2 separate regions of the Homo sapiens genome follow, and region 1 is linked to region 2. Evidence: chromatin contacts called from ENCODE Hi-C or POLR2A ChIA-PET data. All regions are on one chromosome and are shown on one strand. Each heading gives the region's core, a stretch centred on a gene start or an enhancer-like site at or near the end of the contact. The rest is flanking DNA. Distances are from core to core; before and after follow the strand shown.

Region 1 (4,967 bases), core at 1,558-4,057, 580 kb before region 2:
TCTAACGTCTTACTCGCCGGATGTATTTGACTGCATCTCTCATCTTCATGATGTTGGATGCTGCACAGGAATGCAGGTGATTAGAAACAAAACACTGAAATCTGTAGATCTCTGCAGCTGGGAATGGAAGTCTCCCATGTCAAAAGTCAAAGAAATGTCAGTCTAAGAGCTTTTTCTTCTTGTCCCTGAATCCAGTACTTACTTCTTAGTAAGATATTTCAAATCAAATTGTCCCACACTGGAGTATTTGGTGTAAGCCTGTCTCGTGCTTATTCAAATTGAGGTTTCGTTTTGTCCCAACTAAAGCTGAATTTGTTGGCATGCGGTATGACTTGCTGGACTGTGTAATCGCTGAATTATGATAGATGTCCTGTACTCTCATAGAAGTTGGTATGTTTACCAGTTTTACCAACTGATTCTGGGTAGTGTAGACAGGCTTTGTTTGAGTAGCAAAATATGTGTAACAGCTTATAGTAAGTTTTGCTGCCTTCATCTTTCTAGATCGATACCTATGATTTTTGGAAGCTTTCCTCCCCCACCCCCTTCAGGAGGCAAATTTTAGGAGTTTAGTGATGGGAGTATATCTAGACACTAACTATGTTAAACTGTGATCACTTTAATGAGAAGAATCTTGGCAATGTCTTAATAAGGAGGGGAAAACTTTGGGGGATAACAGCAGTTTATCGCTCTGACATTATCCTTAGGAATATTGTTGACTGCTTTTTATTATTGGTTTTATGTTCTGAAATGTTTTATAAAGACAAGTAGAGACCAGCTAAGAATTTCTAATTTTTTATTCTATTAAGTATTTTGATACTTGGGGAGTATTAAAATACTCTGAGATGCCTTGGGGAGCTGTGAAACAGTATTGTACAGTGGAAAATAGATAGTAAAAATATTTATTGAATCTTGTCCAAGGACAGCTTCTGTTTGGTTGTTGGTGAGTTGCTCCTGCATTTGCACAGTGTACATCTCCACATAATCCCTAGTCTGGGCCGCTGAGGACTTGATGGTCTTTGTCAGATAACCCCATAGAGTAACTGGCTTCTCTGCTCCCTTGTCTCCCTCCTCCTACTTTCTCCTTCCCCCAACACAATACACCTTATCAATTACACATTGTTTGTTCTAGTGGGTATTCAGTAGCTTAACAGTTGAATGCAGAAATCATGAAAGATTTGAGGGGCAGAAATATGGTCTGTTTCTAGGTTATGATCATCTCATATTATCAAAATAGCATGTGTAGTATAGTTCTTAAAAAGATACATTTAGAACTGCAATCACTGGTAAAGGAAGGGCCCTCACATATCACAAATTATCAAGGATCAGGAATGTGTATGGCAGTAAACATTTTAGAATGCAAAAAAAAATTGCTTTGAATTGATATTCAAAGGGAAGTATATAAATAGGTACCATTTTGGGGAGCCTTATATAAGGGGATTAGAAATTAAAGGACATATTTGTGAGACTTGTGGAATTGGTGATAATATAACAGAAGAGCATAAACTGCATTTTCTTGTTTTCTACTATGTGGTTAAAGAAAACATGTACTGGTAATGCTATATTAAATAAGGAAACAAAATCATCCTAACTAACCACAACACTGTCCTTGTGCTTAGCAGGAAATAACTAACAAATTCATTTTCTGTTTTCTATTCTAAAGAAAGCCCTCTGGGCCACAGGGTCATTGGGAACATTTTCTCCTTGGAGCAGATTTGCCCATTGCAAAATAGGGAAACTGGCACTTGGAAACTGTCGTCATGGCCGTTACATTGAGCAACTGAGGTTGCATTGTTGCTTTGTTTAGCTAGTTTCAGGTCTGAGTGTGTGTAGGTTCTGAGAGGTGTGGTTCTCTGGGAAGTCACCTAGAAAGCCCGTGGGTTTTTTTTTGGAGGGGGGCAAAATATGGAGGGATAATATTGTGTTTAAAAATTGGCCTCAGGAGCATCAATGCAGGAGGTCACACTGGACCTCTTCTTATCAGTCCTCATAAATGGCTCGTTTCCACCATGAAATGTTGACTTGAAGTCTGTGATCTAAGGTGGGGAAAGGTAGACAGGGGTCTTTCTGGAAGAGCAAGACCTGCCAGAGTGATATTTTTACATATCTAATGTGTATCATTTATCCAGAAAGAGTACATCTGGTGATAGAGTTGAGTAAAATCTTTGCATTTCTTAGAAGATTGCATTGTATGGAGGGAGGTGTTTTCTGTGCCTTCTGTGGAAAGGCGAGGAAAAAGAGTTAGAAAGGCCTTGCAGGGATTAGCAATTCTGTACAATGTTATAAAAACATCATGTTCTGCAAATAGTCCTGCATTTTAAAAGATGGTTGCATATATTTTGGTATAATTACACCCTATCTTGTTGTTTTCTTATATTCATGTTTTTAAGCAGTTTCCTTATTGAATAGATGCAGTAAATAGCATAAAAAATGAAGATCATTTCTTTCTTTGGGATTTCCTGATTAGCAGTTTTCCAGTGTATAGTGTACTTTGTTGCTACAAGGAAAGGTGTATTCCTAAGGATTTTTACATTCTTTAGGATAGTTTTAAATTAATGTGGCACCCAGATTCACATATTAGAGAAAGGTGGTTCACAAAATTCAGTATAGCAAAAGCGACTACATATTTTTTAAATGCTGTTTATTTAAAGAATCTTTTCTTCCCCAGCCAGCTGGAAACCCAGCTGTGCTGCAGCTTGAAGATGGGAAAGTGAAACTAGATTAGAAACTGACCAGTCCTAGTGATGAGGACAAGGCATGGTTGTAGATTTAACGATTGAATTACCACCCTAATGTCATTATTTCTTGTAGTGGCTGCTTTCCTCGGCAGACTGCATTCTTGGGGTAGGAACAATAGCTTATCTTTGAGGTCTTCTTTCTCCTAGTTCTCCTGCCCTGCCGCGTTTCGTACTTTGCCTGGTTTATAGAAGGACTCTCCATCAGTGTCATTTGAATGGATAAAGTCAAGTGAAGTTAAAGAAAGCCTCCAGATTAAAACTAAAACAATCTTAACTCTCTGACCTGTGACATCAAGTCCTGTGCTGAAAAGCTGAGTTTGATGATAGCCTTTACCTGTCGCTATGGGAACCTTTCTTCCGAAAGAATCATTATCAACTAGAGTACTTAACCACAATGTGCTTAATCATTGTGCTGATTAGTGTTAATGGGATTTGAGCACTGGAGAATAAAGATCTTGCTGGAAAAGACCCTCTTATTTTTTTTTCTTTTGGAAGGTAGATTACTACTTGCCCACCCCCAAATTTAAACAAAAATAAAACAACCGTCGGTTTGAATTAACAAACAGTTTGAGAGCTAGGGATGGTGGTATATTAACAATCTAGGTGACTAACTTCCTCTCGGCCCCTAATCAAAGCAAGTGTGCTTCCCCTTTACTATCCTGTTTTATCTAGGGCATTTTAATTTTATTTCCTAATATCAATTAGTTTTTTCTTTATAAAATTATATTTATATTTTTGGAGCTGTAGCACATTTATATGGCTCAAAATTCAGAAAATACATAAAAATATATGATGAAAAGTTTCCTTCTTAATCCCTGTTCTCAGCTACCCCGCTTTAAGGCTCTGTGGTAAAATATTCAGGAATAATTTATTCTTGAAGTGTGTGTTTCTCTAAAAACACAATGTTTTTCAAAGCAGTCTTTTTTTTTTTTTTTTTTTTGAGATGGAGTCTTGCTCTGTCGCCCAGGCTAGAGTGCAGTGGCACATTCTCAGCTCACTGCAACCTCCGTCTCCCTGGTTCAAGCAATTCTCCTGCCTCAGCCTCCTGAGTAGCTGGGATTACAGGCACCCGCCACCGCGCCCGATTAATTTTTGTATTTTTAGTAGAGACGGGTTTTCACCATCTTGGCCTGGCTGGCCTCGAACTCCTGACCTCGTGATCCACCCGCCTTGGCCCCCCAAAGTGCTTGGATTACAGGCGTGAGCCACCGCGCCCGGCCCAAAGTAGTCTTAAATTTTCTTTCAACAGAGGGAGAATGTTAATTTTGCCATTAAGCCAATTTTGTGGTAAATTCTTCCCAGGTAATACATATTTTCTTAACCTGGCCCAAGATCTTATCTACCTAGTTCCAGTGATCTCTGAGTCCTCTATCTCAAGTATCTATTAAAGGATCCTCTTTTCTCCTCAATACCTTACCTCACAAATATAATTCTGGACTCAGGAATGAAAATACCAACTTATTTTTCAGATACTTTGCCGTTAAGTTTTCCCTGACAATACATTGTATAAGTCTTAACTGGGATGCTCAAAGGAGAGATCCAAAGGTTTATCACTGAGATTTAGGGCTGCATCTCAACCCATACAGCAATTCTTATTGTTTCACACGCTTGGTGATCTCACAGTAGAGTCCATGTGGGAGATCACATGATTTCACAGACAAAAAGAGAAAACTCCACAGTGCATGATTGCTTTGATTTTCATTCAGAAGACAGAGACCGCAGTTGTCAATGAAGAGTTTGATTTTGACCATATTCATGCACAGCTGGTACAATCCCAGGGAATTTAGCTACCTGAATACTGTTCTGAAGTACGTTTAAAGTAACTGATTGGAACATAGTGTTAAAATTTCAGAGGATCAGGGAATTGCCATTTGGATACATAGGAAAAAAGTAAATATGCAAATATCAAAGCAGCAGAAGTCTTAACCCTCTAAGCGCTGTTTGCTTAGTGGCATTTGGCAATTTTGAAAATTTGTGAAAGGAATGGTGATATCAGTATCATTGAAGTTTCCCCAGTGCAGTTTTCAACAACTTGTTCTTAGATCTTTCTTTGCAAGATCTGAAGTGCTGTTAGTATAATTTGCACTAAAAGTAAAAGAAATTTCCCCCAAATTTTGTGTTTGGATGGATGGGTGTATATGGTGTGGGGATTTCTGTCTTACTTGTTGCTAGCAAATTAACCCTCTCCTCCCACTTACTTTTTCGAATTTGTACATAGAAATAAGTCCAGTT
Region 2 (5,257 bases), core at 2,038-4,537:
TCTATTCTTTTGACAGGAAGCTCCTGGAGAGCCAGTCCCCACCCCCATCCCGCCCCAGCACTCCCTCTCTCTTCTCCACTATGGACAGAGCCTCCACTGAGCTGCTGCCTGCCCGCCACATACCCAGCTGACATGGGCACCGCAGGAGCCATGCAGCTGTGCTGGGTGATCCTGGGCTTCCTCCTGTTCCGAGGTAAGAGGTGCCTGCCGCTTTCCCATGGCAATTCCTCTCCGCAGCTGGCCATTCTAGGCATCGGTCTCTTTCTCAGGAGACACATGCTTTCCATCCAGGGGCTGTGCCCAGGGGAAATTCCAGAGCCTTTCCATGAAGATCAGTTGGATTGGGGGGTCCTGATTACCAGGCAGGGGTAAAATGGAGCTACGGTTAAACCCTCTTGTGGGAAATTGTCCTGGGGGAGCTGGGCTCCCCATAAAGGCTGGCCTCCTGAATTGTGGGAGGGAGCTGTGTTAGTGCAAGACCCAGGCCCAAAGCTCCTTCTAGGATGTGCTCAGGCTACTCATGACCCTCACCCTCTGATCTTGGGGCAGGGCTGACGACGGCCACTCTCTCAACTGTTCTAACACAAATCCTCTGCACCATGGGCTTCACAGGGGATCTGTTCTCTCCTTTCACATGAGGAGTAGCAACCTAGGAATTCCTAATGTAGATTTTAAAGTTAAATCACAGCAAGAGGGACTCAGGTTAGACACAAAGAACTATTCACCAAGGAGGATGTGCTTAACATTCTCACATCCAGGGGGCTAGAGTAGATGACCTCCAGAGGAGGCTACTTGGAAATGGCACCTCTCTGACAGGCTCTGCCAGCCAATGAGTTGTGAAGCCGCTCATAGGGGTCCTCTCATCAGGGAGCAGTTGCTGGGAATCATGACGAGTCCAGGGCATTCTGACTCACAGGGCAGCAACTTCCCTTTGACCATTCCTGCTCTGCCCCCACCTCACCCTCTACAAGTCCTCTGTGCTCAAAGCAGCAGAAAGAGTGCACAAGAGGGCTCAGATGGGGAGGGGTGGTGGCCCCTCGTCGGTGGTGGGTAAGAGGGCCTGAGTACCAGAACACTGGCTTCCGGAGATGTCAGGCATTTCTCTAAAAGTCCATGGGCTGGAGGACAAGACTCTGATTGTCCCCATCCCCTCCTACCCCCTCCATGACAGAGTCACAGGTCTGGGGCTGGGGAACAAGGCTGTTGTGGAAACTGCAGGTGAAGCTCATGAGGTGGCATTTTCACAGGCCGAGACTTTTCCCAGCCTCCCTACCCACTGTTTTCTCCCAGGCAAGTGCCAGCACTCTCAAATGCCCTGTGTCGGCTGTACCTAAGCTGCTGTCACCCGCCCCGAGTTTCCTAACCCTTCATCCTGAAGTGTGCAGAGCATTTCCTGGCTCCTTCATCTTGGTGGACTGAGGAATCCTGAGCACATTCAGGCCCATAAAGGGACTTGACTACGGATACCCAGAGGCAGGGCAGACTTGAGACTTGGAGGATTTGAGAGAACAGGGCAAAAACAAAAGTGTCTGGCCTTCATTGAGCATGTCAGGCACTGCGTTAAGTGCTTCATATGCATTTTCCTTCCTTCACAACAACTTGCGAGGTACTGATACCACTTGCATTTTACTTAGTTATTTTTGAGACAGGGTTGCTCCATTGCGCAGGCCAGAGTTGCAGTGGCATGATCATGGCTCACTGCAGCCTTGACCTCCTGGGCTCAAGCAATCCTCCTGCCTTAGCCTCCTGTGTAGCTGGGGGCTACAGGCACACACCACCACACCCAGCTAATTTTTGCATTTTTTTGTAGAGACAAGGTTTTACCATGTTGCCCAGGCTGGTCACTTGTACTTCAAAGTAAAGAAAACTGAGGCCTAGGTCAGACAGCGACAAAGCCAGGACTTGAACTCAGGCTTGCCAGGCTCGATTAAAATCCACGATTTTAACTTCTAAACTATGCTTTTGAGGAAAAAATGGGGAGGGGTGTGTGTGGAGATAGACTAGAAGGGGATAAAGCAGACAGAATTAGAGAGGGGAGACCTGGGAAATCAAAAATTCCTGTGGCTAGAGTTCTTTGGGAATCTGCAGGCCCAGTGGTCAGAGACACCCTCGGCTGTAGACACAGATGCTCCCTAAGTCCCTCCCTTACCCACAGAGAAATCTTTGTTGGTGACAAAAAGTTTGGGTAGTGGGAGGGGCAAGAGGCAAAGAAAGAGCAGGGTCTTGAAGCTTGTGACTTTGGAACTCCTCCCAAGCCACTGAATAATTTTCTTTCTAGATAAATGCAGGAAGGCAGTTCCCTGTGCCTTCCCTGTACCTTCCCACCAAAAACTAAGTTATAACCTTACAGCATTTAGATAGTACATTAGGCCAGGCTCGGTGGCTCACGCCTGTGATCCCAGCATTTAGGATGCTGAGGCGAATGGATCACCTGAGGTCAGGAGTTTGAGACCAGCCTGGCCAACATGGTGAAACCCCATCTCTACTAAACATACAAAAATTAGCCGGGCATGGTGGCAGGCGCCTGTAATCCCAGCTACTCAGGAGGCTGAGACAGGAGAATAGCTTGAGCCCGGGAGGCGGAGGTTGCAGTGAGCTGAGATCGCGCCACTGCACTCCAGCCTGGGTGACCAAGAGCGAAACTCTGTCTCAAAACGAAAAAAAAAAAACAAAAAATACATTACATATGCTGGATTAGTAACTGATACATGTTTTCAGGACATGCCTTGGGTTAAAAGGATTCTCCAAGGGTCCTCCCCAGCTAGAAAGGGTTTTCTCTAGCCTGGGCTTCCTATAAATTTTGACTCCCCTCTTGACCATCCCCCTCTCGCCAACAAGGGAATGGGGCTCTCAGAAATGGTGATCTAGAAAAACATGGCCCAGGGTTTGGTAATTTTACACTTGGAAGCAATTAATTCTACACTATCCAGATGATAGCCCCATGGAGGAAGGCAGTGGCTTAAGGAAAATAAGCAGAGCAGCAGGTTGCCACAGGCTGGGGTGGGCCCCTGGCACCCAGCCGCCTCTGTCCACCCAGGCCTGGGCTGAATGCTCCCCTGATGCTGAGAGACCAAGGGAGCAGCAGAGCCAGGCCAGGGGCTGTAGTCCCTGCTCAAGCAGAGGGACGGGAACCCAGCTGGGCGGCTCCACTTCCCCACGTTGTTTTCCTTTCACATTGTTCACAGGTTTCAAGAATGATTTCATTGTGGAAAATGAGCAAATACAACCTGACCTTTCAGGTTCCACATACACAGCGGGACACACACAAGGGCACACGAGCATGCACATACATTTGCATAGAGCCCCGCAGACACACGTGTACATACAAAAAAGCCAGTGAGGGCTTCTGATTGGGGACTCTTGGTGACTGACCCCTCTCTGGGTTTGGTCAATAACAACCATTTCCTATGTATCCTCTGCCTGTGAGAGTGAATGGGTTGCTCATGCTAGAGCTTCCCTGCCTCCTATATATACCTCAGAACTTACTTTCTGCACAGGCCCCTACCTCTAGGCAAGATACAAGCCCTAATCCCCATCCCCATCTCACTCACCTTCCCGTCTCTCAGCCCCTTCCCTGGGGGCAGGACCAGGGTGACAGTAGCTTAAGGTAAACATTAGCCTAGAGACCTGGAGTCCTGGGCCCTTCCTTGTCTAGGTGTGGCAGGTCATTGATCTTCTGTCCTTAGAAATGTCACTAGTTTAAAATAACCTTCTCCTGACTCTGCATCAGGTTGGTAAAATGCCCATGTCAGATTGAAGAGACAGGGAAGGACTTCGGGACTCTGAGCCATGAGGTGGTGGTGATGTTGCTATTGAGTCACAGTCTCAGAGGAAGCCAGCACCGTGAGCCACAGCCCACATCCTTTAGTCCTCTGCCTAGTGTGTCTGCCTTCCAGCATGGTAGGCTTAGAAAGCCAAAACGTTTTTTTCTGTTTTCTTTTCTTTTTTTTTTTTTTTGAGACAGAGTCTCACTTTGTCTCCCAGGCTGGAGTGCAATGGCATGATCTCAGCTCACTGCAACCTCTACCTCCCGGGTTCAAGCGATTCTCATGCCTCAGCCTCCCAAGCAGCTGGGATTACAGGCGTGTGCCATCAGGCCTGCTAATTTTTGTATTTTTAATAGAGGCAGGGTTTCACCATGTTGGCCGGGCTAGTCTTGAACTCCTGACCTCAAGTGATCTACCCACCTCAGCCTCCCTAAGTGCTGGGATTACAGGTGTGAACCACCGCACCTGGCCAGTGTTTTCTTTTCTTTTTTCTTTTTCTTTCTTTTTTTTTTTTTTTTTTTTTTTTTTTTTTTTTGTTGAGATAGGGTCTCCACCTGTTGCCCAGGCTGGAGTGTAGTGGTGCAATCATAGCTCACTGCAGCCAGCCTCAACCTTCTGGTCTCAAGCAATCCTGCCACCTCAGCCTCCTGAGTAGCTAGGACTCCAGGTGTGCACTACTGTGCCTGGAGAATTTAAAAAAAAAAAAAAAACAAAACAAAACAAAATTTTTTTTTAGAGACAGGGTCTTGCTATGTTGCCCAGGCTGGGCCAGAAGGCATTCTAAGGGTTCCTTTCTAGGCTCTGTGCTGGGCAGGGGACTTACCAAGCTATGTGTTTTGCTTTCTCTTGCAGGCCACAACTCCCAGCCCACAATGACCCAGACCTCTAGCTCTCAGGGTAAGACCAAACACATGGGTCTACTCCAGCGTGTAGGCCTAGGAGCTTAGGAAGGGTGAGAGGAGCTCTATGCCAATTTAGCCTTAACCTCAGGGGGCTGGGGCCGCAGCTGGAGCGGGAGCTCTCAGGACTCACCAAGGCTGAGCTCATCTAAGGATTTTTTTTCAGCCTAGCTGAGTCTAATGTACCTTGAAAGAAAAAAGAGGTGAATGGTTGGGAATGAGGGGTGGGGGATGGGGTAGGGAGAAAGACACACAGATCTAGGGAACAAGAGAGGGAGATGGAACAGTAGGAGGCGGTGCACCCCTCAGCCTCAGATGTTCTGTTTCAGGAGGCCTTGGCGGTCTAAGTCTGACCACAGAGCCAGTTTCTTCCAACCCAGGTGAGTGAGTGTGGTTGCTGAGGTCCCTGCTCCTGCCCCACACCCATTCATTCAGACCTGCTTGGAGCCCAGGGGTTCTTGGGTGGGACAGGGAGTGTGGTGTCACCAAACCTACCCCACCTCCCACTCCCTATCTGCCTCTGTCCTTGCAGGATACATCCCTTCCTCAGAGGCTAACAGGCCAAGCCATCTGTCCAGCACTGGTACCCCA

What was found. Hi-C counts contacts between places; a loop is a spot of excess contacts on that map. ChIA-PET counts read pairs that join two places held with the same protein, here RNA polymerase II (POLR2A). Pooled maps may share reads with other maps.
Region 1: a pooled map shows a loop between it and region 2 (3-fold over the local background). The contact joins two enhancer-like sites. A Hi-C loop is called at or near these places in 1 of 50 pooled maps. POLR2A ChIA-PET finds 5 or more read pairs at or near these places in 3 of 52 experiments (H1, OCI-LY7 and RWPE1).

The regions. Positions count from the first base shown.
Region 1 is chr5:140,036,616-140,041,582 of GRCh38, reverse strand. The region is part of intron 1 of NRG2 (neuregulin 2); the gene reads left to right. Among named protein-coding and RNA genes, the nearest start is that of NRG2, 4.2 kb to the left of the region's middle. RefSeq lists an enhancer at 192-381. Within about 2 kb of position 2,807, at least 6 of the 41 ENCODE cell types and tissues checked have a DNase peak (open chromatin) inside an H3K27ac peak, as active enhancers do.
Region 2 is chr5:139,457,546-139,462,802 of GRCh38, reverse strand. ECSCR (endothelial cell surface expressed chemotaxis and apoptosis regulator) reads left to right here and starts at 60. Exons shown (of 10, transcript NM_001077693.4): 1 at 60-193; 2 at 4,620-4,664; 3 at 4,996-5,046; 4 at 5,199-5,257. The coding sequence starts at 133. RefSeq lists enhancers at 1-110, 700-1,288, 1,289-1,878, 5,253-5,257. Within about 2 kb of position 3,287, at least 15 of the 41 ENCODE cell types and tissues checked have a DNase peak (open chromatin) inside an H3K27ac peak, as active enhancers do.